5 separate regions of the Homo sapiens genome follow, and all the other regions are linked to region 1. The links are chromatin loops, found by intact Hi-C in ENCODE. Cell type or tissue: PC-9. All regions are shown on one strand. Each heading gives the region's core, and the rest is flanking DNA. Links, peaks and the distances in the headings are about the cores only. Region 1 overlaps NEDD9 (neural precursor cell expressed, developmentally down-regulated 9). Region 2 overlaps LOC105374927 (a long non-coding RNA gene). Region 3 overlaps LOC105374928 (a long non-coding RNA gene). Region 4 overlaps LOC105374928 (a long non-coding RNA gene). Region 5 holds the start of LOC105374928 (a long non-coding RNA gene).

The links. A loop is a pair of places that touch in the nucleus more often than their neighbours do. Peaks named below come from ENCODE experiments on the same cell type or tissue, not always from the same donor. Only the 100,000 strongest peaks of a DNase experiment are listed, where the experiment ranks them.
Region 2: a loop joins it to region 1, with 11 times the contacts of the local background. A loop is called at or near these places in 3 of 110 quality-filtered maps.
Region 3: it touches region 1 in a loop (8-fold over the local background); 4 of 110 quality-filtered maps call a loop at or near these places.
Region 4: a loop joins it to region 1, with 6 times the contacts of the local background. A loop is called at or near these places in 6 of 110 quality-filtered maps.
Region 5: it touches region 1 in a loop (4-fold over the local background); 3 of 110 quality-filtered maps call a loop at or near these places.

What each region holds. Positions count from the first base shown.
Region 1 is chr6:11,203,619-11,210,076 of GRCh38, reverse strand. The region is part of intron 2 of NEDD9 (neural precursor cell expressed, developmentally down-regulated 9); the gene reads left to right. Among named protein-coding and RNA genes, the nearest start is that of NEDD9, 26 kb to the left of the region's middle. In PC-9, for the core only: no CTCF peak of the experiment used is centred there; a DNase peak (open chromatin) is centred at 2,656; H3K4me3 peaks cover 642 bases; H3K27ac peaks cover 3,690 bases.
Region 2 is chr6:11,387,026-11,393,483 of GRCh38, reverse strand. It overlaps LOC105374927 (a long non-coding RNA gene), which reads left to right. Exons shown (of 2, transcript XR_926477.3): 2 at 426-1,609. Among named protein-coding and RNA genes, the nearest start is that of TMEM170B, 150 kb to the left of the region's middle. In PC-9, for the core only: no CTCF peak of the experiment used is centred there; a DNase peak (open chromatin) is centred at 3,323; H3K27ac peaks cover 4,555 bases.
Region 3 is chr6:11,493,430-11,499,887 of GRCh38, reverse strand. The region is part of intron 3 of LOC105374928 (a long non-coding RNA gene); the gene reads right to left. Among named protein-coding and RNA genes, the nearest start is that of TMEM170B, 41 kb to the left of the region's middle. In PC-9, for the core only: CTCF peaks have their summits at 3,280 and 3,486 (motif pointing right); a DNase peak (open chromatin) is centred at 3,497; H3K27ac peaks cover 721 bases.
Region 4 is chr6:11,425,135-11,431,592 of GRCh38, reverse strand. All of the region lies in intron 1 of LOC105374928 (a long non-coding RNA gene), which reads right to left. It overlaps LOC105374929 (a long non-coding RNA gene), which reads right to left. Exons shown (of 3, transcript XR_926485.3): 2 at 4,822-5,000; 3 at 2,033-2,292. Among named protein-coding and RNA genes, the nearest start is that of TMEM170B, 110 kb to the left of the region's middle. In PC-9, for the core only: no CTCF peak of the experiment used is centred there; DNase peaks (open chromatin) are centred at 2,532 and 3,562; H3K4me3 peaks cover 789 bases; H3K27ac peaks cover 3,637 bases.
Region 5 is chr6:11,411,587-11,418,044 of GRCh38, reverse strand. It overlaps LOC105374928 (a long non-coding RNA gene), which reads right to left and starts at 682. Exons shown (of 5, transcript NR_187824.1): 1 at 466-682. It overlaps LOC105374929 (a long non-coding RNA gene), which reads right to left and starts at 426. Exons shown (of 3, transcript XR_926485.3): 1 at 229-426. In PC-9, for the core only: no CTCF peak of the experiment used is centred there; DNase peaks (open chromatin) are centred at 1,760, 3,234 and 4,144; H3K4me3 peaks cover 236 bases; H3K27ac peaks cover 4,407 bases.

The sequences.
Region 1 (6,458 bases), core at 662-5,661:
TTTCCATAGTTCAAAATTCCCTTGATATTGCTACAGACTGTGGGCTTCCGAAGTTTTACCCAGCACTGCTTTTTTCTACTAATGAATCACTTAAGGAAAAAAAAAAGACAGTGAATTCTGCCTTCTATCACTTCAACTTTGCTCTCTTGGAAACTCCAACCTCTACCCACCCTCTTGCATCCCCTCCACACTAACTGACATTCATCACATATTAAATCAGCATTTAGAGAAAGAAATATAGTCATAAAATCCCCACCCTTTTAGGAAACAAGCAGACAGTGTGAGAATTGTGGAGAGAGTAAGGCCTTCAGGGTTCAGCTGATGCTGGGTTGTTTCTCCATAGCTGTATATCCTTTGGTAAGTTACTGACCATCTCTACGCCTTGGTTTCTTCATCTGTTTAATGGGAATGATACTAACTACTTCATAGGCTGTCGTGAGAATTAAACAGAAGCATACATAGAAAGTCCCTGGCTCAGTGCTTAGCATGGCAGGGGCTTAAAAGAATGCATTCCTCTCACCTTGCGTTTCCTTTCTCAGAGTTTATTTCCTACTACATCAGCCCTGTTGTGTTTCTTACGACACACCGAAGGTACAAGTGCTTTCTTGCTAACACATATGCTGTGTTTTTTGAGTGTGTGGCTTTCTCTTTGGTTCTGCAAGAATTCTGCAAAGGGTGGAAAAAAACTCTCCAAGTTATCTGAAAACCATATACGCTGACACCTTTACTTAATTTCATTGGTCTTTTTCACTCTGTGTTTTGTGCACAGGGCCGTTTTATCCATTAGGCGTTGTAGGCAATATGCCCAGTGCCTATAAGAATGTTTGGGAGCTGAATAAAAGATCTTTTGACTCCAAAATATGAAACACAAAAACTGCAAAATAGAAATTAATAAACATTTAGGTCAATGTCTAGGAAACCATATCATGTCTGCCCCATTAATTGTTTTATTTAGGGCTTATAACTATTTCATCATATTAGAAAACAGTATGTAGGTTATATTTTTCTCACTTTGCAAAGATTTCTAAATATGCATCATGGTTGCCAAGAACCCACAGGCAATCCTAAATTAAATAAGTTACTCATAGTCGAATAATTTGAAAAACTGAATTATAAAGGAAGAAAAAAAGTTTTCAATTTTTAACAGCAAAAATTCTACTTAATATGGGATTATGGTTTGGGGTAAATGAAATCTACAAATGTTCAAAACCAAAAGCCTAAAAAGATCTAAAATAGTCTCATTTCTCTGCTTCAAAGATCAGTGAAATTGCTACCTGAGTTCATCCATTTCACAGTTGATCTGCATGGGAAATTATATGTGCTTCTCTGATTTTTCTTTGGATGTGTCGCTTTTATTCTAACTGCTGGAACTATTTGTTGTACCTCTTTCTGAAGATCAGTTTGGGGCTAAATTACAAGCTCCATCAGCACAGGGGCCATGGCTGCCTCCTGACTGCTGTAGGCTGAGCACTTGGTAGAGCATCAGCCCACAGATAGCAGCCCAGTGAACCAATGAACAGGTGGAAGCAAGAATCAAAGTGTTAAATGAGAGTTAACCTTTAATTAACTGAAAGGTGGTTCTGATCTTATCACACATCCACCCTCACACGCTGCTGCTCGAATCCCATGGTTCAGCTCATTACCATCTGGTATGAGAGGTGTCAGATTATATACAGTCATTTCCCTCGCTGAAGGACCTTCCAGAATGTCACTGCCTGTGTCCTGTAAGGGTAACTATTCATATACAATCAATGAGCACCTTGATGCAAAGCATGAGTGATGTAAAGAAGGGCTTATCTGAGAGTTTAACTTCTGTGCATTTTGCCCAATTTAGACAAGATTAGTTAACTCCTCTGTGGTCACCTAAGGAGGAAAACTAGGCTTTTTTTTTTTTTTTTTGAGTCAGGGTCTCGCTCTGTCACCCATGCTGAAGTGCGGTGGTGCCATCTCGGCTCACTGCAACTTCTGGCTCCTGGGTTCAAGCGATTCTCATTCCTCAGCCTGCCCAGTAGCTGGGACTATAGGCATGCGCTACCAAGCCTGGCTAATTTTTGTGCTTTTAGTAGAGACGGGGTTTTGCCATGTTGGCCAGGCTGGTCTTGAACTCCTGGCCTCAGGTGATATGCCCGCTTCAGGTTCCCAAAGTGCTGGGATAATAGGCATGAGCCACTGCGCCTGGCCTAACTTTTTCTACTGAGGGGCAGAACTTCCTTTGCATATGTTATGATTTACCTAGAATGCCTTTCCCTTCTATTTTCCCTGTGAACTCCTATCCATTCTTTAAAACCCACTCCAAGGTTCATCCCCCTCATGAAGCTTCCTCTCTGCAACCCAGCAGTTTCTCCCTTCCCTATGGTCCCAGAATGTGTTGTATATTCCATTGATCTCAAGGGCTTCTTAAAAATGGAATGGTCTGCCATTGCAATGTGTGTGATGGTCTGGACTGGGGTAAGTATTGCTTTGAGGTGGCACTTGGAAAACTGAAGTAATATTCAGATTTACCAAGATCCTATGACATCATCTTTAAGGACCATTTTCTACCTTCCAAAATGGGTCACGGCCAAATGTTGGCAGGAAATGATTCAAAGGTTTTAGCCAGGTCTTCCAGGCCCATTCCTGAAAGGTAATGTAAGAAACAGAAATAGATTAGCTACAATGTTTGTACCTTCCTAGACACTGAGTCATCACAAATTACACACATACACGTACATACACATACACATACACACACACAGACACCCATAAGCTGTTGGCTAAGGAACAAGGACTTCCCTTATTGGAATTTGAGGCATTGTGCAATCTGGTTGCCCAGAGCGACACTCAGATACTAGCCAACTAAGTGCTATATATTAGCAGCATGACTTGTCTAACAACAAGCAAAAAATAGGTTTAGAGGAAATGAAAGCTTCCAGAAAAGTTAAATTCTGACTTCACCTCACTTTCTCCTGTTCCTTGCCTATACACACACAAAATACGTACACACCCAAAAAATACTCCTAGGGCAGAGGGTACTTCGGTTTCCTCATTTATAAATCAATAAAGTACAACTATGTTCCAGAATTGTACATTTCTACATAAAGATAATCCTAATGTATATGAATTGTTTGCCTCGATACATGGGTTTTGGGGCTATGCAGAGAACTGTACTTGCCATCTAAAATGTCACCCCTGAAGTTTCAAGATACATTTTAATATTACACAAAACTGGAGGTCATTCAGCTCTTGAAGGGCAGGACTTTATGAGCTCACTTTGAAAATGAGAAGTTATCTTTTCTCAGACAAGTCACCCGAGCCAAAGCAATGAGCAAACTCTAACACCCCTCCTTAAAAATTAACAAAGGTCCTTTTTGTTTGGCCAGTGCCAAAGCCTTCAAACTCAGTTGCACTTCGTTCTAAATTTTATAGATAATGCATATTTCTAAGAGTGCATTAGTAACTTCTTATAAACCCACACCAAAGCAAACAGAGGTTAACCCTCCTTTTTCAATGATTTCATGCTAAATGACTGTGCTTATCAGAGTGAAGAGGTAAGAGACTGCTTTAATATGATGTCTGGCTAAGTAGGAGAACACTGTGAGAGAGAGAAAACAGAATAAATTTATTTATTTAATTTCATGATAAACAATATTCGTTGAACACATCTTTTTTTTTATTTTTGAGATGGAGTTTCACTCTTGTTGTCCAGGCTGGAATGCAATGGCGCAATCTTGGCTCACTGCAACCTCCGCCTCCCAGGTTCAAGCGATTCTCCTGTCTCCGCCTCCCAAGTAGCTGGGATTACAGGTGCCCACCACCTTGCCCGGCTAATTTTTGTATTTTTAGTAGAGACGGGGTTTCATCATATTGGTCAGGCTGGTCTCAAACTCCTGATCTCAGGTGATCTGCCCACCTCGGCCTCCCAAAGTGCTGGGATTACAGACATGAGCCATCACGCCCGGCCTGGTTGTACAAATCTTTAAAAAAAGACTTGCTTGACTACATTGTGCAAAATGCAGAACTAGAAACTGTCAGCAATCAAAAGCACTTCATTCTAACTAGCTGTGCCTTAAACGTTGTCAAGATAACTTCTAGAGAGATGTGCTGCTCCTGTTTAAAGTGTGTCAGTGCCACTCACATAGGACAATGTGTGTTCCTCAAAAGTCGGATGTAGGTCGGGCGCAGTGGCGCATGCCTGTAATTCCAGCACTTTGGAAGGCCGAAGTGGGTAGATCACCTGAGGTCAGGAGTTTGCAACCAGTCTGACTGATACCATGAAACCCCGTCTCCACTAAATACAAAAAAATTAGCCAGGCATGGTGGTGCATGCCTGTTAATCCGAGTTACTTCGGAGGCTGAGACAGGAGAATCGCTTGTACCTGGGAGGCAGAGGTTGCAGTGAGCTGAGATCACGCCATTGCACTCCAGCCTGGGCAACAAGAGCAAAACTCTGTCTCAAAAAAAAAAAAAAGTAGGATGTAACTCCAGTAACATTTGAAGAGTGCCAAGGAGTCCTCTCTTTAAAGGGATCCTACAGTATATCAGTTTTTTGAAGCAAAGAAGCCTTTAGCAATGCCACAATCGCCTCTGATTTATTTGATTAATTTTTGTAATACTTGGTTTTCTTAAAGCATGGCACACTTAAACCAGTTATTTATTGGAATAGTTTTTGTTTTCAAAGTCACTACCAATTGAATGTGCAGCCTTCACTGGTGTCATTACCCCATGCTTCCGTCTCATTTTGCAAGATAGTGTTAGAACTAAAGTGGGGGTGACCCCAAGGCGCCTTGAGCCTTGGCTCCATGTTAGGGATCCCATAGAGGTACTACCACCTGATCCTCTCCACAGCCTCGTGAGGTGCACCTCACAGCATTTGCTGTTCAGAGGAGGGAACTGAGGTCTGAGAAGGAAATTCACTTGCTGAAGTTAACTTGCTGCCTCCAGTGAGAGGCAGGATTGATATTTGAGCCCACGTCTGTCTGACTCCAATGCTAATGATTTTTACATCCCGGCTGAAGGATGATATTGCCAAGCCCTTAAAGAAGAAGGCATATTTGGACACCTCATTAGCAATTTGGGCGCTAAATCATACCCTGTTGGCCAGGAAGAATTAAAGTTGCTGCCCAGGGCTCCCACCTCAGGTCCAGGGAGTAGCCTCAATACTGAGGGAATCTGAATTAAGGAGCTTGGAAGTTCCCCCCACCTAGCTGTAGTGGGCAGTTTCAGAGTGGGCTGATCCAGGAGTCCTGACCAGGTCAGTAGGGTGATGTCTAGACTCCAGTACCACTGAGAATGTTGCTATGTTGGCTTTCTCTGCCACACAGAAAAGTCTTTTCTTTCCTTTTCTTTTCTTTCTTTCTTTCTTTTTTTTTTTTTTTTTTGAGACGGACCCTCCCTCTGTTGACCAGGCTGGAGTGCAGTGGCACAATCTCGGCTCACCACAACCTCCGCCTCCTGGGTTCAAGTGATTCTCCTGCCTTAGCCTCCCGAGTAGCTGGGACTATGGGTGCGCACTACCATGCCTGGCTAATTTTTGTATTTTTAGTAGAGACAAAGTTTCACTACGTTGGCAAGGCTGGTCTCAAACTCCTGACCTCGTGATCTGCCCACCTCGGCCTCCCAAAGTGCTGGGATTATAGGCGTGAGCCACCACGCCTGGCCTAAGACTGTCTTTCCAAATGACTTCAAATTCCTTCAAATGGGTAACTTCATTTAACCAGGTGGGGGCACCTCCCAAAACACAAGTTACCCAGCTTTCAAGTTGTGGCTCTCATATAAGGAAGTAACTTTCTTTGAGAGTATTTACTTGTGAAATTATAAAAGTAGTAAATTTCTGGAAAATGTCTAACATGTATTGCTAGCGTAGGCCGCAGGGCATTGAGAAACGTATACCGCTGCACTGCTGGCCCAGCTAACCAAGGGTCTCCTTCACTTCTTTGTCATTAATAGCCTGAGTAACTAACTCCACTTTAGTTCCCTCAACTGTGAAATGGCAAGTGATGCTAGATTATCTCTAATGATCTTTGCTAAAATTTTATGATCCAGATATCCTTATCTGATTCTTTCTCAGAATCACTTTAACAGTTTAATAAAAACGGCCTGACATCAAGAGTTTTTTTTTTTTTAAAGAAAAGATACTCAAGCATTGATTATAAATTTCAACTTGACCCTTAAGTTTTTGCAAATCTTTCCTACTCTTCCTTTAGGATCCAGCCCACCATCCCATCCAGAACCACAGTGCCCTTTGGAAGACAGAGCTATGCCAAAAGACAGCAGGAGCAGGCAGGGACACAAGGAGGCAGGGACTGGAGTGTGCTGAGCCAGTGAGAATCAGTGTTTGACAGACCTGGGTCCTGTACCCAAAAAAACTTCCAGAGTTCCCCATTAAGGAGCACTCTCATCCCTGTTTTGTTACCAAGAGCTAAGAAAGCACTTCATCCTGGAACTCATTGTTTTCTGCCCATTTTCCCCTATGTAATCCT
Region 2 (6,458 bases), core at 464-5,463, 180 kb before region 1:
AATGCCCATATTCAGTCTTGGTTCTCGGGACTGATGTCTTCCTCCCCTTTGGCCCCTTCTCACGCTCATTCATTCAGCTACATCATTCTAGCTGTGGTACCCCGATATGGCTCAGCTTCAGTATATGCAGGGGTGAGCCAGGAAGAAAATTCCAGTCCAGGATTCGGAGAAAAGTCTCTCTGTGCCTACCCTGCCCGTGGTGCTATGCTGAGGGAGGTGACCATGAGTGATTTCGTACGTGCAGATTGTCACGTTTGACCCTATGATCCTGGCTGATGAAACCAGGAAATGGCAGTTGTCTTTGAAGACAGCCATCAGCAAACTGGCTGGCAGCCAGGGAGATAACACAGTGGGAATCTCTACACGATAAGGGTTGCCTAGTGCCCTGCAGTGAACAATGAACTATATCAGATATTTTCTTTTAGGGAACTTGAAAATGACACAGAGAGAAATGCAAGTGGCAATAGGATCCAGAAACCGAGAGACTCATGGAAAGGAGGCAGCCGGTGGAAGCAGGAGACAGCAGAAGCCAAGCCAAACAGCAAAAGAAGGAAATTGAAAGGAGCCAGAAGGGGTCATCTGAGAGATGTCAAGAGTGGCAGCAGAAACAGACAGGCACCTCCTGTGCCAATGCCTGCTTTTGAGAGATCAAGATCATGGTATCTGTAGACTGAGAACAAAGTGTGAGACTCAGAACTAAGTCCATTCAAGCTCTGCATTTCTTTGTTATGTCCCTTTCATCAGTAATTTCCATTAGTTCCTTACATCTCTTTCATCATGAATTTCCACCAGAGAATCTAATTGCATCAGACTCGCTGAAAAAGTTTAACTAATAGATCCAATATTTACCAGCCTGTGATCTTGGGTAAGTCACGTATCCTGCACGAACATGAGTTGTTTCATCTCTATGTGTGATAGGCAAAATAATAGCCCTAAACATGTCCACATCCTAATTCTCAGAATTTGAGACTATGTTACCTTACATGGCAAAAGGGATTTTGCAGATATGATTAAGTTACAACATTGAGATAGGGTCCTATGTTATACATGTGGGCCCAGTCTAATCATATGGGTTCTTAAAATCAGGGAGAGATTTTCCCAGCTGTGGTCAAGGAGAGATGTGATGAGGGAAGAATGGTCAGAGAGATGCTGCACTACTGGCTTTCAAGATAGAGGAAGGGGCCGTGAACCAAGGAATGTGGATGGCCTCTAGAAGCTGGAAAAAGGCAAGGAAGCAGATTCTTCCCAACCTAAAGAGGAGGAACACAGCCTGCCAAACACCCCAGCTTTAGCCCTGTTAAACCTGTGTTAAACTTTTAACCTATAGAACTGTAATATAACAGATTTGTGTTGTTTTAAGCTGTTAAGTTTGCAGTAACTTGTTACAGCAGCAATAGAAAACTAATACATTCTGATGGCTAACACTACATATGCATGGGAAAATGTCTAAAAGAATGTATTCTCCAATGTAACATTGGTTTTGTCATCTTTTCAAATTATTTCTTTTTTCTGGTTTCAATAACGACTGTGTGTTATTTGTGTAATAAAGAAATGATGGAAATGTTAAAGAATAAGTAATATGTACTAAATAAAGTTAGATGACCTCTAAGGCTCCACCTAACTGTGGCATTATCTGAGCAATCCAGCTGGTGGCTTAATTGCCAATCCATATCCTGTTTCTTCTTGGATGCCATAGACAGGTCTTAACTCCTCCACAAAGGAACCAGAAAGAGCAATTTCAAATCACTCCTGGTGTCTTTATTTTCCATATCTCAGATACAAATATGTATTCACCCGTATATGATATCAGTGTGTTTCTACATTTTTATGTGTCCTTTTATTTATTTTTTTTACAAATTATAATCAGATATAATTATAGGGTGCACAGTGATGTTATGGTGTATGTATACAACGAGGAATGTTGGAATCAAGCTAATTAACATATCCATCCCCTTAAATACTTATCATTTATTCCTCTTGTCTAACTTTCTACCCCTTTACCACCACCTCCCCATTCCCTGACCTCCAGCCTCTGGTATTTTTACATTATTTGGAGCAAAAATCATTTTACCATCATTTTGCTCTCTATTAGTTAAATTATTCTAGATTCCACATATGAGTGAGAGCAGGCAGTATTTGTCTTTCTGTGCCTGGCTTATTTCACTTAGCATAATGTCTTCCATATCCATCCCTGTTGTTGCAAATTATAGGATTTCTTTCTTTTTAAGGCTAAATTGTATTCCATTGTGTGTATATACCACATTTTCTTTATCCATTCGTTCACTGATGGACACAGGAAAATTTCCTATTTTAGCTATTATAAACAGTGCTGCAGTAAACATGGGAGTACAGATATCTCTTCAACATAATTTCAAGTCCTTAGGATATATATATCCCGAAGTGGAACTGCGGCATCTATATGGAATTTTTAAAAGATTTCATTGGCCGGGCGTGATGGCTCAAGCCTGTAGTCCCAGCACTTTGGGAAGCCAAGCCGGGTGGATCACGAGGTCAGGAGTTCAAGACCATCCTGGCTAATATGGTGAAACCCCATCTCTACTAAAAAATACAAAAAAATTAGCCGGGCATGGTGGCTTGCACCTGTAATCCCAGCTACTCGGGAGTCTGAGGCAGGAGAATCACTTGAACTGGGAGGCGGAGGTTGCAGTGAGCAGAGATCATGCCACTGCACTCCAGCCTGGCAACAGAGCAAGATTCTGCAAGATTCTGTCTCAAAAAAAAAAAAAAGAAAGAAAAAAAAAAAAAGAAAAGATTTCATTGGTTGGTAAGTAATGATACATAATACATACATATTTGGTAAATAACAAATACAACAAATATGTGTTGTCGTGTAGTCTTGAGGTCATTCAGATGATGTATGTTTTGTAAAGTCTTCGTGGGTTCTGGTATGGTGCATTATGACAGATCTCAAAATTGTGTTGCTAGAGCTCAAGATTAAAAAGGACATTTTAGAGAGTTTGTGGCCAAAACAAGGCTTGCCTATCATTACAGTCTCCCAGCAGTCTCATCTAAAGTCTAAAAAAGCTCATTCACAATCCACTCAGTGTCAACAGGTGAGGGCTACTAGCTGATACTAGAGTTATCAATACCGATGATAGGCACAGCAAATGGAACCGTGCAGCTCATTAGAAGATACTTACGAACCACTTAAACTTAAGAACTTGGCTTTAGTGAGTTAAAAATGCAGAGTATGCCCTGCAAAACCAGTTTCCACTTGAGCAAGAATTTGTTAGTTCTTATCACAGCCAACCATCTTCCGGAATTTGAATGGCCCTAAACCTAATTTGGCGTTTTGGACAGGACAATAGGTACTTGCGTGACATGGTTGGGGAATAACGCACAGCTGTTTCCCATTTAGGTCACTTTGATCTATGACTGAGCCAAATACCTGGGCCTGTCCCCAGCCAAACTACACCCCAGAGGAATGAAGGAAATAGAGCAGAATTTTAGGAGCAGGGATCTCAGTACTTTTTTAATCAAGTTTTTATTCATCAAATATTTGTTGGATGCTGTAGAAGTGTTCTCAAACATTCATGTCCGTAAGATTTGCCTAGGACAGTCCCACGACCAAGACAAACAGAATTTGCAGTTGAGTCACAGAGCCTGGGAATCTACATTTAACCAGCCTCATAGGTGATTCTGATAAGAGACCTCCATGGACTACTTTGTAAAATGTTTAGTTTGGTCTCCAGAATGAATAAACAACAGTTCCCTGCCCTCTGGAGCCTCAAAGTCCAGGGAATGGAGATACACTATTGTGACATTATGTGATTAATAGAGGGCCTGGTGACAGTGAAGGAGGAAAGGAAGACTCTGTCCAGGGGATACCAAGGGGTTGCCAGAAAGACAAGGAGAAAGGGCATTCTAGGCAGGGGAACAGCCTTTACATGCCATAACCATGAGAAATTATGGAATAGGAGGGGACCGAGAGCAGCCTCAATGTTTAATAAATTAGCAGACTCAGGTATTTCTTTATAGCAACACAAATGGACTGAGACAAATGGAAGTATGGGACGAGAAGGCTGGCCCCTGGTTTAAATGGGATGAACTTATCCAGAGAAAGCAGGAGCATGAACATGTGTGGGGCCCAAGGGTGAATCACAGTTTGATGTGATGGGAAGGTGAAGGGCACTGCAGAGGTGGACAAGGCAGGAGAGAATGTAAAGAGAAGAGTGGACTGCCATTCACCAGCACAGTCATTTCAATTCTATTTTGTAGGCAACAGGAAGTTGGCAAAAGTCTTTAAGCAGAAAGTGAACATGAGAAGATATGAAGTTTGTCTATGGAAGTATCTAATATTTTGAAGATGTTCATTCAATTAATATCTCCTGAGGACCTGGTGTATTGGCCCATTCAGGCTGCTATACCAAATAACTAGGACTGAGTAACTTACAAACAACAGAAAGTGATTGCTCCCAGTAGTGGAGGCTGGAAGTCTAAGATCAAGGCGCCAGCAGATTCAGTGTCTGCTGAGGTCCCTCTTCCTCATAGATAGTGCCTTCCAGCTGGGTCTGCATGTGGTGAGAGGAGCAAAAGACTCCTTCAGGCCTCTTTTATAAGGGGACTAATTCCATTCATCAGGACACTGTCCTCATCTCCTAATCACCTCTCAAATGCCCCACTTCCTAATAATAACACCTTAAGAATTAGGTTCCAACATATGAATTTTGGGGGGGACACAAAAATCTGAACCATAGCACCTACCGTGTTCCTAACAGTGTTCTATAGAGGCTAGAAGAGGACCTCACAGCTAGGAATTGTTGTAACAGTCTGAGCAATTAACGTCTAAACTAAGAAAGTGGCAAGGGACACACAGAGAGGGAACTGAATGCGTCAACAAGATTGGATTTGAGATTTAATTTAAAAAGACAACAACACAGAATATGGTGACTGGTTGGATTGAAGATGCAGTGGGGAAAAGATCTGCAGTGTTTTGGGGCAGAGGGACTGAGAATACGGTAATGACATGGGTAATGACTGGGAGAACAGACAGGCAAAAGACAATAGTTTGGATGTTTGTCCCTCCAAATCTCATGCTGAAATTTAACCCCCAATGTTGAAAGTGGGGCTGGATTGAAGGTGTTTGGGTCATGGGTGCAGACCCTTCATTAGTGCAGATTAGATTAGTGTCTTCCCTTGACAGGGTGGTGAGTGGGTTTTTAATCTATTAGTTCCCACAAGAGCTGGTTGTTAAAAAGAGCCTGGCACTTCCGCCCTTTCTTGCTTCCTCTCTCATCACCTGATCTCTGCACATGCAAGCTTCCCTTCCTCTTCCAACATGACTGGAAGCTCCCTGAGGCCCTCCTGTCCCTCCCCCAAGCAATGGCACCATGCGACTTGTACAGCCCAGCAGAACAATGAGCCAAATAAAGCTCTTTTCTTTATAAATGACCAGCCTCAAGTATTCCTTTATTGCAATGCAAATGAACTAGGACAAATGGAAGTGTGGGAAGAGAAGGTCCCTCTTTTAAATGGGATGAACCTACCCATACAGAAAGCAGAAGAGTGAAAATGTGTGATGCCCAAGGGTGAATCACCGTAGCAGTAAGTGGTGGAGTGTACTGAACCAGAAAGAGGGGAACCAAGGCAAGAGGTGTCCTCCAAAGAAGTAGAGAGGGGTCTGAGAGGAAAGAATTGCTCAACCACTTCCAATGCAGCAGAGAAAAAGACTTTGTAGTGTCTACCGGTTTATCATCCAGGTTCCTGAGGGTGACCTTAGCAAAGATGATTTCAGCGGAGAGCTGGAGGCATGGACCAGATGTCAGGATGGAAGGAATGCAGTGAGGAAGGAAGGAATGGAAAGTGTGGAAGTGGAGGTATGAAGTGTAGACAAATTTCTTAGGAAAACTGAGTATGAAAGAAAGAAGAGAGGCCGGGCGCGGTGGCTCACGCCTGTAATCCCAGCACTTTGGGAGGCCAAGGTGGGCGGATCACCTGAGGTCGGGAGTTCGAGACCAGCCTGACCAACATGGAGAAACCCCGTCTCTACTAAAAAATACAAAAAATTAGCCGGGCATGGTGGCGCATGCCTGTAATCCCAGCTTCTTGGGAGGCTGAGGCAGGAGAATCACTTGAACCCGGGAGGCGGAGGTTGCGGTGAGCCGAGATCGCGCCATTGCACTCCAGCCTGGGCGACAAGAACAAAACTCTGTCTCAAAAAAAAAGAAAGAAAGAAAGAAGAGAAAGAGGCAAAGAAGAAGATGGAACCAAGGAACTGAGTTAGGACTGCCAGGAAAATATGGACATAGGTGTTTGTTTATAAGAAAAGTTGTGGTGAAAATAGAGGAAGGGTAAGTTGGATTTCCAGTTTAAATTTCTATTGTCTTAGAGAAAAAATCATTGTATAAAAACTAAAGGGAACAAACAGGGAGTGCTGCAGTTTTAACTACTAGGGATCAGTAAAAAATATTTCTCAATTTAGAAAGTAGTTAACCCAC
Region 3 (6,458 bases), core at 603-5,602, 290 kb before region 1:
GCATGGCATTCCCACAGGCAAAATAGATAAGGGCAAACAAGGCTGACGCTTAACATCTACAACGAGAAAAGGCAAGAAAGGAGGGGCAAGAGGCTGACAGCAATTGCCCCAGTAAAAAGTCAGGATACTTTCCTCAATTCTAGGAACTGAGCCAATTTTCAGGTCCAAAATCCATTGACTAAAAAGACAGCCAGGTCCCTAAGAATAAGTACCCTGCAACACTGCAACAAGTTTATATCGAGATGACTTGTCCCATCCTTCCCTAAAGGGACCCACGACCATTTGCTTAGGTGACTGTATGCCAGGGAAAGGGAAGGTCTAGACTATTGCACACAAGTTCCGAGTTGACCTTGACACCCGGACCCCTTGTTGAAGTGGGGCCTTATAAGAATCAAGTAATGAATGGAGTCCTAGCTGGGTCTGGCACAGAGTGGGCCCACAGAACCTGTAGACTCACCCAGGAAGCATTTCTCCATTTCCATGTATCACTGGAATGAATGTACTTGGCAGTTGGAGTAAACCCTATATTTGTTCCTTGGTCAGTGAGGAAGTGCTATCATAGTGGGAGAGGCCAAATGGAAACTCCGAAACTGTCCCCCAGGCAAGATGGTAAATACAAAATAGGGATTGGTCGTCTCTATCATATCTCTTTTTAATTGCTAGTCTCCCCCAGCAGGAAGTGGATGGACTCTGAAGAATGACAACAGATGAGTACAGTTTCAATCACATGGTGGTCGACTGCGGCTGCTGTGCCAGAGGTGGGATCACAGCTGGAGCACATTAAACAGGCCGCAGGCCCGTGGCATGTGGTTGTCTATTTGGTGAATGTGCCTTTTCTATCCATATTAGAAAAAAAGATCAGGAACAATTCACATTCACGTGGACAGACTCCAATATTCATTTATTGCTTTGCCTCAGAGCTATCTTAACTCAGCTGCCCTTTGCCATAATAGTCTGAAATAATCTAGATCACCTGAACCCACGGAACATCAAACCCATCCACTGCATCAATGACATCATGTTCATTGGCCAGAAGAAGCAAGAGGTGGCTAGTATGCTGGAGGTCTTGGTAAAACACTCATGCTCCAGAGAGGAAAAGATGAATGAGGATTTAAGGAATCCAGTGGTTAGGTTCATGCTGGAATATTCCCTCCAAAGCAAACGATAAATTGCTGCATCTTATATCTCATACCTCAAAAAAGAAGTGCCTGGTAGGCCTCTTTGGGTTCTGAAGGCAACTCATGCCACACTTAAGACTGCAGTTCCAGGCCAGGCGTGGTGGCTCACGCCTGTAATCCCAGCACTTTGGGAGGCCGAGGCGGGCGGATCACGAGGTCAGGAGATTGAGACCATCCTGGCTAACACGGAGAAACCCCATCTCTACTAAAAATACAAAAAAAAATTAGCCAGGCGCGGTGGCAGGCGCCTGTAATCCCAGCTACTCAGGAGGCTGAGGCAGGAGAATGGTGTGAACCCGGGAGGCGGAGCTTGCAGTGAGCCAAGATAGCGCCACTGCAGTCCCGCCTGGGCGAAAGAGCCAGACTCCGTCTCAAAAAAACAAAAAGACTGCAGTTCCAGCTCACAAATTGGGCAACATGATTATTGGCAGCTTTGAGTTGTGCCTGAAGCACAAAAAGGCTAGAGATGCAGGTCTGTCACCTGTGAAAGGGGAGGGAGAAGGAGGGTTAGTTAGGAAGAGTCTCAAACTGCAGTGCTGTCCTGCAAAAGTCTCAGCCAGCCCAACAGAGAGCTCCAGAGCAAAGGCTGCCTGTTGGAGAAGTTCCATGATGAACAGAAAGGGCCAGGCCCTGGCACGCCCACTGTGCTCATTAGCTGTTAAAGGTCTGCCTAGGAAAAGCATGGCCTCAGCTCAACTGCTGTGGCTAAGCAACCAGAGGCACTGCAACCAAGGCCATCACCTAACTGCACCCTCACAGCTAATCTACAAGTTCTTTCTTGAAGGGAGATCATAATAGCTCCATATCCCCATATTGGAGAGAATTCTCACTCTGCATTCTGCCAAGGAGCTGGTGTGTGTGTGCGTTTGTGTGTGTGTGTGTGTGTGTATGCACACATGTGACAAAGGTTTATTTAACTTATCAATGAATGAAGAAGGAGAAGAAAAATTACTATATATAGTCAATGAACAAAAAGAATGCTGGAATAAGACTGCAAGTGAAGTTGAAACTGGTAAATTATAAAACAACACAACTATAATCTGTAGGATTTATATTTCCTACTGGACAGAAATGAATTGCAACATAATGATCCTCCACAAGTTAACATTAACTTTACAAGAGTCTCACCTTCATCAATAGCAAATAATCAAAGTAACTTTCTTCCTGTAAAACTTCCCAACTGGGGGAACATTTGCCCTCTCCTCACCCCAGAGATATCTGACAATGTCTGGAGACATTTGTGGCTATCGCAACTAAAGGGATGAAGGTGTGCTACTGGTGTCTGGTGGGCAGGGGCCAGGGATACTGCTAAATGACCTATTACGCCCTGAACAGCCCCCACGGCAAAGAATTACCCAGACCAAAATTTCAATAGCGCCAAGACTGAGAATCGTGTACAGATGACACTTTTGACAGCTTATTAGGCAATGCTCTAGTATGACACCGAAAGGGCGTAAGAAGATCTTTAATGTTTCCTTCTGCTTTCACTTAAATGTAAAATTGGGATAATGATATATCGAAGCAACTTCATTTACGGTGAAGGATGATTAAATAAAACAATTGTGGTTGATTGTATTTTTACAAAGATGATGCACAAATATATATCCCATCCCACATGCTCTTCTTCTGACGTGACACTGACATTCCTGTATTGAGGGGTGGAGGCTATGTTCCCTTCCCTTGAACCTGGGTAGACGTTTGCAATTACCTCTATCAACAGAACACAGCAGAAGTGACATTTCCTGACCTCTGAGGCTGGATCATAAAAAGCAACACGGCTTCCTCCTGGCTCTCTTTCTGGGGACACCACCTTGGATGTTCTGAGCCAACATGAAACAAGTCTGGCTATGCTTGAGAAACCCTAAAGAGGGACTACATAGAGACAGAGAGAAGCTCCCACCCCAGCCTGTCCAGTCTTATCAGCTCAGACACCAGACACGGGAGCGAATGAGGCTTTACAATAACCCCAAGTACTGTCTGATTGCGATCTCATGTGAAAGAAGCCTCCAGGCAGAACCACCCGACAGAGCTCCTTCTGAATTCCTGGCCCATAGACACCGTGGGAGATAATAAATGATTTTGTTGTCTTAAGCTTCTATATTTTAAGATGATTTGTTCCATAGCAACAGACACTAAAACAACCATACAAAAATAGTCCTTAGCACCCTGCATGGAAAGTGAGTTAACTGGTCACTCTTGTGGGGTAGTTTTAGTATTTTTAAGTAATATTTATGTAGTATTTTTACTGTTTCCGTGCGCAAGAGGGCACACTGTCCGTTGACAGCCCTCATACATGGAGGTGTAATTTTCTAATCAAAGCACCAGGTGGAGCCAACCCCTAATTTTTCACTGTCCCTTTCAGAGGGTGAACTTGACAAAATGGAAAAAAGGCTTCAGAATCAAACTAGCATGTTTAGGGCGATGTGTTAGAGAATGCTCAGTATTCTAAATTCTCAAATTCTAAAACACAAGGAAGCTTATTTTGATGAATAACTCATCCCTAGGCAGGGTGTACGCACAAAAAACAAGAAAATCCTTTTTTTTCCTTTGTTAAATGCAACAGAGAAGGTTATGCTTTCTTTAAACCCTGAAAAGGAAAAGAGATCTGCCAGCCTATGATTTCTAAACAATACTGTACTTAATTTTTGCCATTATCTAGACACATAGCTAATGCAAGTCTCTGTTTGCTGTTTGCTTCTGACAGTAAGACAATATTTCTGAATACTGATTTATGGGACTCAGATAACATCTGTACCACAATTTTAGCTTAAACATTTTTAGGTTTACATGTTTTCTAGTCCTTTATTTTGTATACACGAATTTAATGCTCTAGTGGCTGTGAAAATGGGCCATGATTCCGATTGCAGGAAATCTGGGAACCAAATCCCTTAAAATGAATTGGGTGAACCAAATACATTGTATCTCCCTCTTGTCAGAGAAATTCAAAGCAGACTCTACCCATCAGCATTCACTGTAACCTGAGCAGGTTGGCAACCCGTCCTTATTATGATGATCTGCCAGTGCCTATGTAACTCCTGAAGGCTGATGCCTCTACCCTGAGATGGCTCAAGGATGGTTAGGGCAATAGAGCAGTGGTCTTGAGAATAAAGATGGTTTTGTGATCCGCTTATCTGATTAGAGGTTTATACTATAAAGTCAAGGCTTCATAGCCTGGTAGGGGATAAATCAAATGTCAGAAAGGATGGAGGCAGCTTGAACTCTGAAGAGCTGATTTTCTGAGGGTATCCTACAACTTTGACTCCACCCATACCCTAGCTGACCTGTCATCTTGCTAATTAACCACAAGAACTGAGGGAGAAAGTAAGGTGTGATCAGCTCAAGTAAGGCGTGATCAGCTCAAACCCTATCTATCTTATGCTGGGACTAACACAAAAGAAAGCCAAACACAATTATATGGTAAATCAGTAGAATCATGTTCCTACCTAACGTGTGTCTGTCAGGGATGAGACTGATTCCCATGCTTAACTTATGGCCCTGTCTCATCACTTTGTGCTCATAGAATGTATACGTGACATATTTTTCTTTGACACACTAGTACTGGCAAAGGCTGTCTTCTTTGGCTTAACCACAAATTGTGGAGCATGAGAGCCTCAGAACATCTCCAATCTCTCCCAGCTAGTTTCGGAAATTCCCAGGGACAATTGTGCACATGCTCTCGAGAAGTTCCCCTGGATCCTCAAAACAGCCTTGTGAATCCACAGTAGCTATGGTGACAAGCCTGCTGCAACTCTTTAGAGGGTACTTGGCTGGGTCCCACAGTCACTGATACTGACAGCAGGATTTTCGGGTCACTACTAAGCACTTCCCACAAATGGCCATGACCTCATTCCATGCACTTGGTAGCCTGTCAGTGCAGTGGCTAGAGTGTGATGAGGTAGGCAGGGAGGCAGCCTCTGTCCCTGTGACTATTATCCTCCATTGCTAGGCTGTCTTCTTGGGGCTCATCTCCTTAGGGTCCTTTATCATGTCTATGAGGGCCTGTTCAGGCATACAGCAGTATGAGCAGCCATTCGTACTACCCAGTCTCTCCAAAAATGACGAAAAACCATGTTTTGTGGCCCAGATCTGTATACTCTACCTGGGGATGACTTCTTCCTCATAAGGCATTCACTCCTCAGGCAAATAACATACCATGGTAAGCCCACCCTATTGCCCTTGCACCTCCGATGCACCCACATTAGCAGGCTCAGCCCATGCTAGTTCCCAAACTGACCTTGGATTGTTCAAGCAACTTTAAACCCAAACCTACAAAGCTGGTGTGCAGCTCACAGTTTGATGACTATGTAAATTACATCCTGAAATGTCTCTACTAAACATGTGACTGGACACATCTGAATTTACAATGGGCACACGGCATCTTGGTTTCATAGGTGAAAGACTCTGAATAAGTACCTTTTTGGCAATAGTTCAATCTGAAGTGGATTAAGGCAAGATTTAGAATCTTTAAGCAGGGTAGTACTTTTTTCAAACGGGCATGTTTCCAAGGGATGGAGTCACTGGATGGAGTTTCCCAGCATGGCAGCCCTTCTCTGGTGGAGGCAGCTTGCTGAGATCAGGAGGGATGTTCAAAGCAGAAGCCGGCTCGAAGGTTCCGCTCATTTTTATAACAAATTAGCATAGTTCACACCCTCCCCCTCTACATGCCAATGTTAGAATGATCTCATAGGCAGGCCAACTCCACCCTTTTCTGTACCTCTAGACTTCCATTCAACTCATAGAGCTATGCCTTCTTCCTGTACTTTTGCCAAACCAGGCCTTGCAAAATTATTCCATCAGTCATGGGTGCTAATGAACTGGATCAGAAATTGACCACCTGGATACAGAGAGTTTACTCAAGGATACCGGAGTCATCTTTTCCTTACCTGGCCCCTTTGCTCACATTAGTTCTCTCGTCTCTTTAAAACAGTAATCAAACTGGCCGGGCACGGTGGCTCACGCCTGTAATCCCAGCATTTTGGGAGGCCGAGGCCAGTGGATCACCTGATGTCAGGAGTTCAAGACCAGCCTGGTCAATATGGTGAAACCCCATCTCTACTAACACAAAAATTAGCCAGGCGTGGTGGCATGCGCCTGTAGTCTGAGCTACTCGGGAGGCTGAGGAGAAGAACCACTTGCACCTGGGAGGCAGAGGCTGCAGTGAGCCGAGATTGTGCCGTTGCACTCCAGCCTGGGCGACAGAGCGAGACTCCGTCTCAAAAAAAAAAAAAAAAAAACACAGTAACCAAACTTTGCTTCACTGTGGTTTGGTAAAGTGGAGCA
Region 4 (6,458 bases), core at 435-5,434, 220 kb before region 1:
AAAGCACAGGAGAATAGAGGCTTTGGAAGGAGGTGACACAGGGTGCTATGGGGGTGTGTAGAATCCAGGCCAGGCTAGGGGTGAGGGAGAGGAGGGCATTGGGAGGCTTCATGCAGGAGGAGACACCTGAGCTGAGTCTTTTTTTTTTTTTTTCTGAGACCGAGTCTTGCTCTGTCACCCAGGCTAGAGTGCATTGGTACGATCTTGGCTCACTGCAACCTTCGCCTCCCAGGTTCAAGCCATTCTCCTGCCTCAGCCTCCCAAGTAGCTGGGACTACAGGCATGCGCCACTATGCCTGGCTAATTTTTTGTATTTTTAGTAAAGATGGGGCTTTACTAGGTTGGCCAGGCTGGTCTTGAACTCCTGACCTCGTGATCTGCCCACCTCGGCCTCCCAAAGTGCTGGGATTACAGGCGTGAGCCAGCCATCGCGCCCGGCCCTGAGCTGAGTCTTGATGCACATGCAGTAAGAGGTAGCCAGGCAATGACCTAAAAGGGGAAATGGGCAGGAGGGTGAAAAGGATACTGGAACAGATAGAAAGAGAATAGCAGCGTGCATAAAAAGATGCTGATTAAATACTAGAAATTTTAAGTGCATAAAAGTGAATAAGGAGACAAGAGAGGAAGGTTTTTAAAAGAGTTGGCTATGAGCCCTTTCCTTTTCAATGGGTCCAAATAGCTCGTCTTAATCGGATTAGGTTTGCGTAACACAATACCATAGACTGGGTGGCTTAAATAACAGAAATTGATTTTTTGCAGATCTGGAGGCTGGGAAGTCTAAGATCAAGGTGCCAGCAGATTCAGTGCCTGGTAAGGGCTTGCTTCTTGGTTGGCAGATGACTGTCTTTTTGCTGCATCTTTACATGGAGGAGAGAGCAAAGGCTCTGCTCTTTTCTTCTTTCCCTAAGGGTACTATTCCCATCATGGCGGCACCATCCTCATGACCTCATCCAAACCTAATCACCTCCCAAAGGTCCCATCTCCAAATATTATCACATTGGAGATTAGGGCATAAACATATAAATTTTGGGAGGACACAAAAATTCAGTCTGTAATGCAGTTTTTACTAACAGAGAAATAAATGCATGGTGCAGAACTGACGAATTTCTCACCTGGATGCCATGGACTGGATCACAATAAACCACAAAACTGCTCTTTCTTTATTTCATCAAACCTGTGATCAGTTAGCAGGGCTCTAGTCATGGCTGATCGCACTGTGTAATTAGAGACCTAAGATGGGCTATGGTTCGAATGTGTGCTCCCAAAAGTTCATGTGTTAGAAACTTAACTGCCAATGTAACAGTAGGAAGAGGTGGAGCCTTGCAGGGGTGATTGGGCTGTGAGGGCAGAGCCCTACAAATGGCTTCATGCCATTATCACGGGAACGCGTTAGTTCTCATCAGAGTGTGTTGTTCTAAAGGCAAGCTCAGCTCATTCTTGCGGTCGCTTGTGCTCACGTCTGCCTGCTGCTTTTCTACCACGTACAGCAGCATGAAATCCATTTCCAAAAGCTGTGGACATGCCCTTGGACTTCCCAGTCTCCAAACCATGAGCCAAATAAACATCTTTTAAAAATAAAATAAAATAAATTACCCGGTCTGTGGCATTCAGTTATAGCAATAGAAAACAAACTAAGACAAAGATAGTCTTTTATTATTGAGGCATGCAAAGAGAGGCCTCTCCAGAAATCCACTGCCTTGCCCAGCTCAGGGCTACAGAAGACTGACACAGCTCTTCCTGGCATGGGTGTTAACAGTCCCAGCTAGACTTGAAAGAATTGTTCCATATCCCCCCTGCTGTCAGGTGATTCATGAGCTGCTATTCCTCCATCTCTCTGGCCACCTGATGTCATGGGACCCCCAGCCGAGAAACCTATGATCTAATGCTAATTGAAGACAGGAAACCAACCTCACACTGCCTCCTTTACCTCAGAAGAAAACTCTTTTTCTCCTGATACCTTAAAACGCATATCTGACTTTCAGGTAAATGTCAAGGTTCACCAGGTTGTCAAGTAAACCACAAAATGTAAAGATTACTATGAGGGCTGAAAATTTTAATTGAGTCTGTATGAAAGGAAATGTGCCAGAAATATAGATCTCATTGGTTACATAACCATCAGTGTAGTTTATAAACAAAATCTCAAGTTCCCTTAAAATAGTATGGTTATTAGGAAGGAAGCAGCTGATGATGTTTATTTTTCTCCCATCAAGAACCGGGTCTTAAGCTGTAGAAAACTGTCAGCATACAAGTATTTGCCATCTTTCAGCACAATCCATGTTGGTGGGAAGAAGGCTGATTAGAAAAAGAAAAAGACACAGTGTACAAGAAAGAATATATGTACCAAAAAACAAGGTCAATAATGAAGCAATGTGGCTAACCATAACTTGGCTTCTAGGATTGAGATTCTGGACCGTTGAGTAATTGTGTTCCCTTTGCTCTAAGTCCCATCTGTCTTGTTTTGAACCCCTTTCCTGGTGGTTTGTGTGGTGAGCTAACCACTCAACCAGCACTGGGCATCACTGAAGTCTAAACACACAAACACCCTCAGGGATTCGTTTCTAAGCCCTAGAGGGAGAGGAGCGCTGGTATTTCACAGGTCCAGCTCTGGAATTCAGTACTGTCTCTAAACAGGAAGAAGAGATGTTTACAACTGCTGTCTGGCTCAGGGGCCAGCCTGTTTCTCTGAGATGTGTTTGGCAAAACCGGAATTCTAAATTTGATGCAGAAAACAATCACTTGATATTTAAAACAAGGACTAAATGTTTTCCTATTCATTCCATATTCAGCCTTAGTTACTTAGAGGGGTTACTGACAGTGTTGTTTCAAACTCTGCATGGCATTGTGTTAAAAAAGAATGTATTCATTTGTTAGTTAATCGGTCCAGTAAATCTCATTGAATTCTTAGTATCTTCTGAGAGGTGCAAAGAGCTCTTAGACCCAGTTTTACCCTACAAAGAACCTGCAGCCAGCCTGGGGACTCATCATAGGACAGGAAGCTTGTTCATGGTGTTGCTGTTAGCACTGTATCTCCCACATCTAACATGGTGTCTTTAGTACCTTCTAAGTGTTCAACAAATATTTGTCAAATAAACAAATGAAATTAACACCCAGGACGACAGTAAAGCCTTTCCAGGCTGAGAAGTGATACTCCAAGCTAGGTGACTGGGGGAGGCTTCATAAAGGAGGCAGGATTTTAGCAATGCTTTCAGGAGGGAGTAGGACTGGATGCAGCTAGGGAAGTGTGGAAGGGAAAGGGGTTACTTCTTCAGGTAAGGGGGTTCAGATGAGTCCAGCCAGGAGATTGGGAGACCCAGGGCATTTTCGAGAGAGAGAGTGGCTAGAGTGCAAGAGGCCAACTGTGGGGCAAAGCCTGAGAAAGGTGGACTAGGGTAGACTGGGCAGGAGAATGCATACTGGAGGGAGGCATCTGAAATCACTTCCGACGCCACTTCACCACGTAGTTAGGAAAAGAGAATTATGAGTAAACAGAGAGGTGTGGCCAGGGAGAACTACAGAGAGAGCCGGACTGAGCACAGGGACCCGGGTGGGCCCCATTCCCACGGGCTTGGTACTGTGATGCTCCGCATTTCCTGCCTTGATTTTAACCTTTAGAAAAAGGGAAAATTGTTCAAAAACCTGACTTCCTATGTAGTATTCCAAGTGAGTCATAGGACTGTTATGTTTACAGCTAATTTTGATATAAAGATATGACTAGGAAGGGGGATAGGTCTCAGAGCCCCAGGAGGCTGCTCTTGCTGAAAATGGTCTGAGGCGGGAGACCCAGCACCCCATCTCCCCTCTCCTTGCAGTCATGCCATGGGAAGGAAGACTGCAAGGGGCCTGGTACGCACCAGCCTTCGCACTGTGGGGCCTCACAGCACAAAGGGTGTGTATGTATGATGTGTACTGTGTGTGTGTGTATGTGGTGTACGGGTGTGTGTGTGGTCTGTTTGTGTGTAAGAGGGAGTGTGTATGTGTATGTATGATGTATGTCAGTGTGTGTATGTACATGTGGTGTTGGGGAGTATATGTAGCAGGCATGAAGCGGGTGTGTGTGTGTACGTGGTGTGGGTGTGTATGGTGTGTTTGTGTGTGTGGAGTGTGTATGCGCATGTGTGATGTGAGCGTGTATGTGTGGTGTTGGGGAGTGTATGTATGGGGTGTGAGGGGTGTGTGTGTATGTGGTGTTTGTGTCGAGGGAGTATGTGTATGTGTGATGTGTGTATGTGTGGTTTTCGGGAGTGTATGTATGGGGTGTGAGGGCTGTGTGTGTGTGGTGTGGGTGTGTGTAGTGCGTGTGTGTGTGGAGTGTGTATGCACATGTGTGATGTGAGTGTGTGCACATGTGGTGTTGGGGGTGTATATGGGGGTGTGGGGGAGTGTGTGTGATGTGTATATGTGAGAGCATGTGTATGTGTGTTTAGGGGTTTCTGAGCACTGAGAGAGTTTGAGGAAGAGAAGAAGTGATGTGGGGCCTGGACTACACCAGCGTTCTCCCAAGCAGGCCCTGTGTATGTGGAGAGCTGATCTTTCCTTGGTGTCTTTGTGGATTTTCAGCTAAACTCAATAATCTCAAAGATAGTAAAAAACAAAAACAAAAAAACACACCAAAAAACCAAGTTAGTCAGGAGAGCTACAAAAAACAAAAACCCTCATGAGATTAGATTTCTCAATAAAATAGTTACAAGAAATTGTTCACACTCCAGGAGAAGGAATTTTTTCTACAGCTAGCTTTCGTATCAATGTTGCAACCTTCTTTTTCATCTAAGTTGGAACTATCAGCCCCCACCCCACGCCTCCCCAGGCTGTGTGTCCCTGCACCTTAGCCTGCATGGAGTTCTTTTGCATCTGAGCAGGCTGTGACCTCCTGGATGGTGGGAACTGATTCATTTCCATAGAGCATTTCTTGGCACAGAGCAGGTGCTCAGTTTTGGATCTGAATGGGATCCAGGAGGGACTTTGAAGTGCAGTCTCCTTGTGGGGGTTCTCCCTACCATGAGCTGCAGAAGAGAGACTTGTTTATTATCTCACAGATAACTGGATTCAAATGCATGTGTGCATGCGCACACACACACACACACTCCCCACACACCCATTACAAAAACTAGCATTACTTTTGGAGATCATGTGATCTGTTTCAGTGTCAAGAAATAGGCACATTTTCTTAATACAGCATAATCTATTCCATGCTAATACAGTGTAATTCTCTTCTACAGAATTCATGCTTTACACATTAATGTACTGAAAGGTGTCAGTGTCACTTGCCCCACATTCCTCCTCACCCCACAATTCTGCTCACCCTCCAGTGGACTCCAGGCTGTCCTCTGGACCCAAAACCCATGGTTAGGACACTCAGGATCAGTCAGGACCATGGAACCATAGATAGCAACACGAAGCCCTACAGAAGCTTTTGAAGGCTGCTTTTCTGTCTGCTGGGTACATCACTTTCCAGAGGGGCATTTCAGATTCTTTCTTCCCATTAGAGAAAAAGGGGATACAAGAATTTGTAACCTTTTTGTGCAAGAATTACACATACCCTCTACCTTGTTAGGGTCTGTGGTGGGGAGGCAATGAGGGGAGTGGGGTGAAGGGAATTGGTTACAGAAACAAACTTCCAATTATAAAAACAGGATAGCACAAACATGTCACAGAAGTTTTGAGTAAGGAGAAGGTAGGTCACTGAAATGCTTAGGGAAGGATTCTCCAAGTGCTAAGATGGGGGTCCAAATGATTGAGCAGGATTTGGGTAGATGGAGAGCCTGGGGACAGGGAAGGAGAGGGAGGGCATTCCTAGCATTCCTGAGTGGAGGGTCAGCAAAGGCCAGAGCTAGGAATGGACACAGTTTATGTGGGGTCAGGGCTCCCACATGACCACTCTCTGTCCAGAGGGGAGAAGTTAGTGCATGAGAGCCTTGTAAACACTGTGCGTGCACATGTGTTTGAATAGAAATCATTGTTTGCCCACCCTGCCTCTGAAATACCTTTGCCTCCCTTTCCTTAATCTGAAAAATATAGCATTGAGTATGAGTAATGACGACAATATCTCACATGTATGAAAGCGCAATTTAAAAGAGGCTTTCATATCTTTGCCTAATTTGTGACATTATATCGCTGACTCATTTGAAGCGCTGCAACATATACCCACTTCTTGAGGTGTGAGGAATGCTTATCAGTTTAGTGTTGCATTTGTAAAATGCCATTTATTTAAAAGTATTGCTAAAATATTCCTTGTGTGCTCTAAGGAACTAGTAAGATTCTACATTTAGTACTTATTTGCTTTCAGAAGTGTGCTTCCTCCAGAAAGCCTGAGGAGGAGAAGCAAGAACATCTATCTTTTTATTAATTTATTTATTTAGAGATGAAATCTTGCTCTGTCACCCAGGCTGGAGTGCAATGGCGCGATCTCGGCTCACTGCAACCTCCGCCTCCCAGGCTCAAGTGATTCTCCTGCCTCAGCC
Region 5 (6,458 bases), core at 735-5,734, 210 kb before region 1:
AAACAAAAATAAGAATAAATTAAGCAAAACAGGTAGATCTAAAAAATGTAAAAAATTTAAACACAAAAAAACAAATTTATTGGAAAAAATCTTGGTAGAGAGATTGTATAGAAAGTACAAGGGCACTACAAGATACTACTGAGGATTTCACTGGAACGCATCACAGAGACAAAGAGAAAAAAATAACAAAATAAAGGACTTGGAGGATAAACGAAAGATCTGACTTACACACGGCTAACAGAATTTCCAAAAAGGTAGAAAGGCAATATTTGAAGAGGTATTTGCTGATGCTTTTCCAGAGGTGAAGACGAGTCTTCAGAGCAAAGTCCAAGCACCCAGAGGTATAGATGGTAATTGTACAAGATAATATATGTAGTGAAACTAGAAATCATTGAAAACAAATAGAGAGGGAAACCCTTCAAAGCTACTAGACATAAAAAGACAGGTTACTTACAAAGGACTTACAGTTAAACTGACAGCAACTGTAGTTACCAGTGAGAGGTGACAATGTACTAGCAGCCCTCGTTTGCTCTTGGCGTCTCCTCGGCCTCAGCGTCCACTCCAGCCGCCCTTGAGGAGCCCTTCAGCTCGCCACTGCACTGAGGGAGCCCCTCTCTGGGCCAGCTGAGGCCGGAGCCGGCTCCCTCTGCTTGCGGCGAAGTGTGGAGGGAGAGGCGCGGGCGGGAACCGGGGCTGCGGCACGGCGCTCACGGGCCAGCGCGAGTTCCGGGTGGGCGTGGGCTCTGCAGGCCCCGCACTCAAGAGCGGCCGGTCGGCGCTGCAGGTGCTGGGCAGTGAGGGACTTAGCACCTGGACCAGCAGCTGTGGAGAGTGCTCCGGGTCCCCAAACACTGCTGGCCCACCCGCGCCACGCTCGAATTCTCACCGGGTTTCAGCCGCCTCCCAGAGGGGCAGGGCTCGGGGCCTGCAGCCCGCCATTCCCGAGCCCCCCCCATGGTGGGCTCCCGCGCGGCCCGAGCCTCCGCAACGGGCACCGCCCCCTGCTCCGTGGCGCCGGGTCCCACTGACCGCCCAAGGGCTGAGAAGCGCAGGTGCGGTGCGGCAGTGGTAGGCAGCTGCGCCCGTGACCCGGCCAAGGGATCCACTAGGTGGAGCCTAGGCAAAGCCAGTTGGGCTCTTGAGTCAAGTCCTGACTTGAAAAACTTTCATGTCTAGCTGGAGGATTGTATATGCACCAATCAGCACTCTGTGTCTAGCTAATCTGGTGGAGACTTGGAGAACTTTTGTGTCTACCTAACGGATTGTAAATGCACCAATCAGCACTCTGTGTCTAGCTCAATGTTCGTAAATGCACCAATCAATGCTCTGTGTCTAGCTAATCTAGTAGGGACTTGGAGAACTTTTGTGTTTAGCTAAAGGATTGTAAACGCACCAATCAGCACTCTGTGTCTAGCTCAGGGATTGTAAATGCACCAATCAGCACCCTGTCAAAACAGACCAATCAGCTCTCTGTAAAATGGGCCAATCAGCAGGATGTGGGTGGGGCCAAAGAAGGGAATAAAAGCAGGCTGCTCCAGCCCGGCAGTGGCAATTTGGTTGGGTGTGCTTGTACTCTGTGTAAGCTTTGTTTTTTGGTTCTTTAAAATAAATCTTGATGTTGTTGATTCTTTGGGTCAGCATTGCACTGCTCTTGTGAGCTGTAACAGTCACTGCAAAGGTCTGTAGTTTCACTCTTGAAGCCAGCAAGACCGTGAAAGGGTAATGAACAACTCCAGACACATCACCTTAAGAGCTATAACACTCATCAGGAAGGTATGCAGTTTAACTCTTGAAGCCAGCAAGACCACGAACCCACCAGAAGGAAAAAACCCTGAACCTGTCTGAACAGCTGAAGGAACAAACTCCAGACCCACAACCTTTAAGAACTGTAACACTCACTGCAAGGGTTTGCGGCTTTACCCTTTAAGTTAGGGAGACCAAGAACCCACTGATTTCAGTCACCAGAGGATTTCAGGAAAGAATCATGCTCAAAATGTTCAGTAAAATTAACTCAGACTAAAGTTTTATTCCCCAACTATGATTTAAAAAATGAGAAGAAATAGGCCAGGTGGGGTGGCTCACACCTGTAATCCCATCAGTTTGGGATGCTGAGGTGGGGTGGATCATAAGGTTGGGAGATTGAGACCGTACTGGCTAATACGGAGGAAACCTGTGTCTACTAAAAATACAAAAAATGAGCTGGGGGTGGTGGCACGTGCCTGTAGTCCCATCTACGCAGGAGGCTGAGGCAGGAGCATCGCTTGAACTTGGGAGGCAGAGGTTGCAGTGAACCGAGACCACAGCAGTGCACTCCAGCCTGGGCAACAGAGTGAGACTCCATCTCAAAAAAAAAAAAAAAAAAAAAAGACAAAGGCAACTTTAGACCTTTAGACTCTTAAAGAGCCTAGAGAGTTTACCATTAATTGATGCTCATGAGCACAAATATTAAAGGATATATTTAAGCAAAAAGAAAAGTCGACCCAGAGGGAAGGCACATAGGATACAAGAAAGAGTGGTAAACACAATATTAACAAATTGTCGGTTTATTAATTTAATGTTGACAATTTTAAAAGCTAGTTTAGCAATTTTGGGAAATCTTTAAAATCTCTAGGAGGTAGTTATTTAATAGGTAGTTAAATATACCCAGGGGTTTTGTAACATTCAGGAATTTTCTCAATAAATTTAGATGTTAGGAAAAATATTATAGTTGAAGATTAGAGATGGTAATTGAAATACCTTAAAATGATAGAAATGCTTCCAAGCCAACAGTGGGGGGTAATATTCATGAAGGATATTATTAAAAAACAGCTTTATCCAAAAGAAGGCATGGAAATACATTTTTTAAATCCAATAAAAATGGATAGTAAAAGGAAAATAGGGTAGTAGAAATAAATGCAAATATATCAGTGATTATGACAGTGAAAATGAATTAAATGCATCTGATAAATGACAGAAACTAACAGATAGAGCTTTGTAAGCTAGCTAGTTGATGTCTATAAGAAACACTAAAAATCTCCAGCACAATCAGACAGAAAGATTGAAAGTAATGGGAAAAGTGAAAACTTGCAATTAATAATTGTTAAATAAGTAGAAGGCCATTAGCCTGAGGCTGTGTTGATTCTTTGAATTCCTACATAACAAACTGCAACCTAACTTAGTGCGTAAACAAACTGAAACTTAATTTAGGAGTTCAACAAATAGCTGAGTTTCAGCCAATCACAGGCAGCCAACTCATTATGCCATGCCCAAACAGGAAAGTGCCACATCACACCAGGTTCAAATAAAGTTGAAGTTTACCTGTAACCAATCAGGTGATTTCTCTACTTTGCTTCTGTGTTCAGCCTGTAAAAGCTTGCTGCTTGCATTGCTAGGCAGAGCTCTCTGAACCCCTTCTGGCTTGAATGCTTCCTGATTCATGAATCTTTCTTTGCTCAAATAAAGTCTGCCAAATTTAATTAGTCTAAAGTTTTTATTTTAACATAAGCAAAGAAATTTTGTGTAACAATATCAGTATTAGACAAAATAGAATTTCAGACATAATGCATTAGTAAGAGTAAAGATAAGTACACATGGTAACAAAAATTGAAATTCACTAAGAGATAGGAAACACAAACATATCTGGAAAACTTTTGACATGTCTTCTTAGGTAACTCATGAGGACAAAAAGGGAAATCACAGTAAATGTTGCAAAATATTCAAATACCTACGTATTTTAAGCCTATGATTTTAGGGACATAGACATTTATGACAGAATTAAAAAATATTTACAACAGAATAAAAGTACTACCTATAAAAATGTTAGCTGTAAGTGCTTCTTAAAGGTAAACATGTAATTTTAATTAAATTAATTAATAAAGTAAATATAATTAAGTTTAAGAAAGAGCAATCTAAAGAAGTTTTAAGAAAGCAGAAATTAATAATATAGAAACAAGAGAAGCAGTAGAGAGGATGAAAAGAATCAATACCTGTTTTTTAAATGACTTCACAAAAATATAATTCACATACTAGTTCGCTCATTTAAAGTGAACAATTCAGTGATTTTTAGTATATTCACATAATTACACAACCTTACCACAATCTAATTATAGAATATGTTCATCACCCCAAAAAGAAACCCTGAGCTTCTCCTAGAAATCACTAGGCAATTAGTCACTACCTAGAGGTCACTAGGCAACCACTAATCTTTCTTTTTCCTTACACATATAGTAATAAAAATTAACAACAACAACAAAAACTTTTCACAATGAAAAGCCCAGGTGCAAGTGGCTTCACTGGTGAATTCTACCAAACATTTAAAGAAGAATGCCAACCCTTCGTAAACTTTTCCAAAAAATAAAAGATGAGAGGCTTTCTTCTATAAGACCAGTATTACCTGACACCAAAACCAAAGATATCGAAAGAAAGGAAAACTACATGCAAACTCTGTAATGTGACAAGAAATTTTGGCATCATTCAGCCTCAAAAGTCAATTCTGTCATCCAGCAGTAAGAAAGTTGACCATGAAGAACGTGCATTATATGCACGCGTCTAAGACTTCTTAATGGCGGCAAGTTTGATTTGCCCACATTGACATAGATGGGTGCATGCCCACAAGAGGGAGCCTCCAAAAATGGCAGCTGGACTTAGATTCCATGACACTATATATTCCATTCCTATTTGCACACATAGCATGTTAAAGTTTGGAAGCTCCTCCCCTTTGAAGGAAATGCACTAGTTTCATGAACGAGAGCAAGGCCACCCCATGAATAACTGTTGAACTAAGCTGTCAGGATGTATTCATTTTCACTCTCAGAGATGCTTTCCTCATTATCACCCACAGCAACTCAGTCCCCTGAGCTTTCCTCTCCACTCCTTGTCAAAGTCTCTGAGAATGTTCATTTACATTAAAGTATAATGAATAACAATACAAAAAAATATTTCAGTCAGATTATGTGCATTTCACCAAAGATTTGAGCTTAAAGCTGAAGACTGGACATTGATCTGTTATCAGACAATTTTTAAAAATTATTTTTTGGTAGAATAGAGTCTTGCTATGATGCCCAGGCTGTTCTCAAACTCCTGGACTCAAGTAATCCTCCCTTTTCAGCCTCCCAAAATGCTGGGATTACAGGCATGAGCCACCATGCCCCTCCTGTCATCAGACAAGTTGATAAGGACAAATTTAAGGGGAAAAACCTTGTGAGTACAGACAGCCTCTGATTTTCCTAGTACCTAAAAACAGTACATTTACCAAGAATCTACTTTAACTCTGATGCCAAATTCTAGGAAACTGGAAACAAAGAAGTAAGCACTCTTGGTATGCCTATTTGCATATAGCGCCTGAAATTTGTCCAGCTATACATAGAAGAGGTTCTGTAAGCAAAAAAGGTACACAAAGAAAACATATTTATCCGCAAGTCATGTTTTCTAGATGAATCTTGTGTTTCGTCCCAAAGATATATATTTAATGAAGATTATTGAAAACCTTTGTAGATGCAGTCTCAGAAATATGTATAAATGACTTTAAAACTCCTGTTAATTTCCATAACACGTGACTCTCAAACAGACCTTTATACTCCTTTAAGGATTTAAAAGACATTTCTAGTATCTGATAAACAGTCACTTTAAATCACAAGTATTTACCACTATAATCACGGGGGAATGTGTGGCTCAGCCTCTGAAAGCCCCATTTCCCTCCTTTGCCCCTGAGATTAAGAGCATCCAAAAGACAGGTATTGTGTTTGCTCTGGGACCATGCAGTCCCTTAATTCCCATTGGCACCATCTGGACTAATTCCATTTTAAGACCAACTAGGTGGGGTCTCTAATCACTGGCAGATCTCTTATCACCAAGTCAGATCTCTGCAACTACCAATGGCTTAATCCTTCTTCCCTTGCAATGCCATATAAAGTGTTAGTCCTCGGCTGTTCTAGTAGAAAAATAGCAGAAGGCTGCAGTGTAGGAAATCTGATGAAACACAGAGTGACCTCATGAGTTAAAAATGGGGACAACCAAAAAACAAAATGAATGGTGGAAAGAACTTAAGTTTCTATTAATGTCTTTAGGTTACAAAAGTAGGGCAAAGGGTTCACAGGAAGGCAAATGTGTAGATAGAAGCCAACAAAAAAAGAGCATTCAGTGGAGGAGTACTTCTGGGATGGCGCTGGGAGACTGCTCATTTTATTTTATTATGTAATAAAAAGGAAAAATGGAGGTGTTTTTGTTCAAGAGGATCAGACCAAAGGGGTATGCAGTATACGCTGTGAACTCATTCAGAGGAACCAACATATTTTAGAGTAAAGTTGTCTAAAAATAACTTGCTTCAACAGTTCTGGGACATTTTTTTCAGTCTTTTGCCAAGAATCTAATTAATGTGTGTTGCGATTTTCTTTCAGGCAATATGATGTGGATTTTATATCTCATATTCTTTTTTTTTTGGAGACCAGAGTCTTGCTCTGTTGCCCAGGCTGAAGTGCAGT